Regions from separate parts of the Homo sapiens genome. Here region 1 is linked to region 2. Evidence: chromatin loops called from intact Hi-C (ENCODE). Cell type or tissue: heart right ventricle. All regions are shown on one strand.

Evidence for each region. A loop is a pair of places that touch in the nucleus more often than their neighbours do. Peaks named below come from ENCODE experiments on the same cell type or tissue, not always from the same donor. Only the 100,000 strongest peaks of a DNase experiment are listed, where the experiment ranks them.
Region 1: a loop joins it to region 2, with 4 times the contacts of the local background. A loop is called at or near these places in 4 of 110 quality-filtered maps.

Annotation. Positions count from the first base shown.
Region 1 is chr18:11,093,987-11,096,486 of GRCh38, reverse strand. All of the region lies in intron 1 of PIEZO2 (piezo type mechanosensitive ion channel component 2), which reads left to right. Among named protein-coding and RNA genes, the nearest start is that of PIEZO2, 54 kb to the left of the region's middle. In heart right ventricle, no CTCF peak of the experiment used is centred here; no DNase peak of the experiment used is centred here.
Region 2 is chr18:11,145,414-11,147,913 of GRCh38, reverse strand. All of the region lies in intron 1 of PIEZO2 (piezo type mechanosensitive ion channel component 2), which reads left to right. LOC124904249 (a long non-coding RNA gene) reads left to right here. Exons shown (of 2, transcript XR_007066288.1): 1 at 1-2,500. Among named protein-coding and RNA genes, the nearest start is that of PIEZO2, 2.9 kb to the left of the region's middle. In heart right ventricle, no CTCF peak of the experiment used is centred here; a DNase peak (open chromatin) is centred at 1,183; H3K27me3 peaks cover 2,500 bases.

The sequences.
Region 1 (2,500 bases), 51 kb after region 2:
ACCCAGAAACAGGGAGGCATTTGTCCGAGAGCTCTTAGGAGGCAGAACCAGGTGTGGAGCCCGGGACCAGGCTCCTGGATTTCTGCTCTGATGTCCACCTTTGTAAGCCTGATGCCTTTGGACAAGATTCAGCATTCAAAGCCAAGCAAATTATCACAGAAGCCAATGAAATGGTATTTGGTAGCAGGACATGGCCCCTAATGCTTGGGCCAGCAGGTTCCATTGGGTGGACAGGCTTGGTCTGGCAAAGGGCACGTGGTCCTTCTCATGGCTTCTTCACCCCAGGGCTCTAGGTGGCCACACCCCACAGCCAGGCTGGCGGTGTCTCAGCCACCTTGGGCAACAGAGTGAGGGCTCCATGTGGACCGGCTTAGAGAATGGAAGCCTCACTTGGACAGCTCCGCTGGTTCCAAGCCCTTTCCATGCAGTGGAGGCAAAGCTGCCTCCCTCTCATAGTCTCTCCTTGGGCACACACACAAGAAAGGTTTTTCAGTGTTGAATTTGGAAGAAGTGATATTTCTCCCTGACAGCATCTGAATTTAATTTATAGTCTTCTCCTTCAACTAACTACAAATAAACTTAAGGCCTTACTCAACAGCTGGGCCAGAGTATTATTTTTGGAAGTCATGGGGACCAGTAAATGGAAGGGGAAACTGATTCATTTCTATCTCTCTGATCATCTGCATCGGGGGATTTCAGGGCTATTTAGACAAAAGCTTCCAAATCGGTTGAAGTCCTGAGTTAGGATCCAGGAATCATATGAAGTAGGGGTTCATGTTGAGGTTATTAACTTTTATAAACCACAAAACAGGATATGCCTATTTATTTCCCAGTCCCTTTTGATCCTTGCTTGGTATGAATAAAATAATTTTCACTAGTGTTAGATGACTTTGTTATGTTTTATGCACTCTTAAGAAATATCTTTGGCCAACATGTTGCATTAACTCTAAAAATGGGAGGTGAAGCCAAAGTGTGGGCTGCAGTGGGGGCAGAGCCAATGTTGACCTGTGTTCTAACTGAGGTCTGACTTGGGGCAACTCGCTTCACGTTGCAAATGAAAGCTGTGCCAGTGTAGTGCATAGGGTCTCTCTTAGGTTACGCACACCGTGATTCCAAAACACTGAGTCAATGGTGTCTTTCTTCGTAAGTAGCTTGTGTCTTCCTGGCATGGCAAGAAAGGGAGTATTATTTATTTCTCACTGGATTCCAAGAGAAATGAGAAGGCAGCCAATGTCTAGACTTCAAGTCCAAGTGCTGATAAGGTTTTTGTTTATATCTGTGACCTATCAATGGAATAAGAATGGTCTACCTGAGTTCTGAGGCTCAGCAATTAATGGCCATTTTCACTCATTCCATGTAGCAAACTTGGGAATCTCTCCGCCATTCAAAAGAACTCAATCAGTGTCTCCCTGGCAGGAATGAGAGCCCTTTGATGTGGGGCAAGCTTTGCCAGTGTACAGGGCTGCAGCAGGCTCCTTCCACCCCCACACTTGGTGGCATAGTTTCAATGGCACACTGAAAATGGCCCTGGGGCCCCCTTCCAGCGGGTGGCTTTTGGAGCTGTAGGAAGAGGGGACAGAGTTCCTCAGATGGCTTTCAGTCAGGCCATCCCTGTGGTGTCTCACTGGACATTTTACTAAGTGCTTCTAAATCTGCAGACTAATGTTTACAAAGGAGAGACATTTTTATGAGAACTGGAAAATGATCCCAAGCAATGTTTAAAGATATTTTATAATTTATATAGAATAATCAGCTCTTCATCCAGCTCCCATTTTTCTTTCCTGTTAGAATCTGTACAGAAAAATTCAAAAGGAATTTCTTCACTTTATTGAGAGAAATGGAAGAGCAGCTGGAGTTAGGTAGGAAGGGCCAGGGTGCCGTTGCCATCTGTCTTCAGAGAGGGGACAGCGAGGCTTCTGAGTGCCTGCACTTATTAATTAGCGACTGCTTTTGGAGAGTTGCTGGCTTGCTGCTGTTACTCTCAGGCACCTACAACTGTCTGAGTCTCCTGCATGTTGGTCCTGTGTCTTTAAGAGAACTAAGTTGCTTTACCCATGAAGGCAGCTGTAAAATGGTGGAAAAGTCGTTAACTTGACTCAAAGCCCTGGTTTTGAGTCCTACTGAAACTACTTTTTCTCTGTGTGACATTGAGAAAATCACTTCGCCTCAGCTTCCCCATTTGTAAAATTTCAATGATAAATGGCTTCCCCAGTGATTTGGGAGGATTAACCTACCATACATACGTTCAAGCTGGAACATAAAGGAGCTAATCAAATTATCACAGTAGAGAGAAGAGCCTGGCCAACATGATGAAACCTGGTCTCTATTAAAAATAGAAAAATTAGCTGGGCGTGGTGATGAGCACCTGTAATCCCAGCTACTTGGGAGGCTGAAGCAGGAGAATCGCTTGAACCCAGGAGGCAGAGGTTGCAGTGAGCCGCAGTAGCACCACTGCACTCCAGCCTGGGCCCCAAGAGCGAGACACTGTCTCAAAAAAAGA
Region 2 (2,500 bases):
CTAGTCCCGCCTCCCAGCGGCCGCCCTCTCCAGATTTTAAAGGGTTAGAAAGCAGGGTTGGAACTCCTTGGGACTGGCAAGGGCCCAGGGAGGACCGCAAGGGAGCCTCCTCGACGCCCAGACAAGCGTTGCACCGTTTCCCCAGGACTGGCCTGGCGTGCAAAGCAACTGGGTGCTGCGTTCTGGGAGTCGGACCGTTTCTGATCTTCTCCTCAAACAGGCAGTGCCTGTGACATTGAATTCCTCTCGTAAGAATGCCGGGCCCTGGTTCTTTGCTCTCCCTCTCACCAACAAGAGCTAGGAAGTAGAGCGCTTTTCACCAAGTAGTAACTGTATTTACAGAGGGCGTGGCCTTCGCAGAAAAGGCCACCTTTTTGCATCTTGACCGAGGTTGATGACTCTGCATCTTGACCGAGGTTGATCACACCTGTGTTAAATGTTTTCTTTGTGCAAGCAATCGAATGGGGGCTGTAGCGTGATTGGTGAGGGTCAGGACAGTTGCCGGGAGAGTTTTTGTAACACACTTCGTGAGTGAAGAGTCTGGGAGGCGTCTTTTCAACAAACCTCAGCGGAAAACCCAGAAAGGCGCTCCGAGTGGAGGGAAGGTGTGGCCAGGCGGGGTCCCGGGGCAGCAGGAGGGACCCACGGGTGGATGCTGGCCTCGTTCTCTACTTTGCAGTTTGAGTTTCCATTTTGCAGGGGTCTAGTCTCACTCGCATAGATGAAGAGCTAAGCTTCCACAGAGCGGATATGCACCTCTCTCCCCGCCAGCTTGAAAAGCGATTTGGGAAAGGGATTCTTCAGGTGCCTTACACACAGAGGGTGTCACTGCTCAGGGATCATCTCTGTATCCTAAGCGCTTGGCACTGTGCCTGGCACATTTACTATTTGTGAATTGGAAGCTAGTGACCGAGTTAACAAAGGGCTTTTAGCATGAAGCGTGATTTATGGTCCTCAGTGCAGACCGGGGAGGGGTCCTGGGGAGTGGCACTAAGGTTAAAGGCCGCTCTGCTCCCTCCCAGTCCCTCTATCCACCGTCCTCCTCGCCACTGTTCCTGGAGGATGGACACCCTCTTCCCCATCCCCCATCCCGCTCTCCAAGGGACAGCAGCTCACTGTGACTGTTGGAAGAGTTAGGCATGTGGTTCCCTGCAGCCAGCTCGGTCCACTCTGTGACTTGGCACCAGTGGCGGAATGAAGTGCCAGCAGCGATTGCCTGCGACCTTGCCCTGAGCATAGGCTCTTGCAGGTTGGGCTCCCTGGACTCAGCTCACCTGCCTCCAAGCCCCGCGGATGCTGGGGTTGGGGCCTGTCAGTCCTACTAAAGGTTGGTGGCCTATGCTAAAAACTCCTTCAGTAGGGCTGTAGTACTCTGCCCTCCCAAGGGGAGCTGGCCTGGTTCACAGCACTCCCAGCTTGGGTTGCTGGGCACAGGGGCTCGGGGCGGTGACTCGCAGCCAGGGTGGAGGTGGGGGGACTGGGGTCTGGATTCAGCCCTGCCTCTCACCACTGGGACCCCCACCGAGCTTCTTCTGTGGTGCCCGCACACTGTTCACCTCCTGCTGGCTGGCTTGTGCCCCAGGGCAGGCTGGGGGCTCCCGCTGCCTGAGTCCACTTTGATCCTGGACTTTCTGGGAGGAGCTCGGCTTCCAGGGGCGACAAGATAATAACCTTGGCCAACATGCAAACTGCGTCTTGCCTCGGGGACAGCTGAGTCTGCCCAGGAGATCCTGGGGCTGCCTTCTTTATCCAGCTCATTCTTCAGGACTCCCACACCTCTCTGGGTTCAGGGAGACTAACCTGGGTGTGCGAGTGTGTGCATGACTGTGTAACAGTTTGTGTGAATGTGAGTTTGAGTGCATAAGTGTGAGTGTGCACATGTGTTATGAGTATGTGTGAGTGTGAGTATGAGTGTGTAGGGGGTTAGAAGGTAGTGGTCCCCCTTGCTCAGCCTGGAACCTGTTGCTTTCCCCTGCCCTAGGAAAAGCCTCATCCAGGAGAAAGCAGAGGAGGTGGACTGGCCCCTGGCTGGAAGAGAGCCTGAGCTCCCTGGGAGACCTGACCCTAGTGACCTCCTCACGTGTTGGGTGCTTAGAAAAGATAACCTGCATTCTGGAAAATTATTGACATCTTCTAATCATGATACTTACTTACAGGGATGAAAGAGGGCTGAGCAGATATGCCACCTTATTTGAGCATTTGATTCTTTTCTGCAAGAAGTGGAGATTTCCAAGGTTATTGGAGGGTTCTGGTCTGCCTACTCCCAAGGTGCTGCTAAGTCAAATATTCAGGTTTCTCTCCTGCGCATAGTGAGTGCAAAGGTCTGCTTGCCATTAGAATCGATTTTACATTTTAGCCATCTATTTTTATATCTGGAAAAGGCAGCCTTCAAAGCTAAGCCTTTGTAGAAGCTTACATATTTTCCTTTAAGCTCATTTCTTTAATACTGATGTTGAAATTTTCCTGCACAGAGATTCCTAGTGTTTTTACTTAATGATAG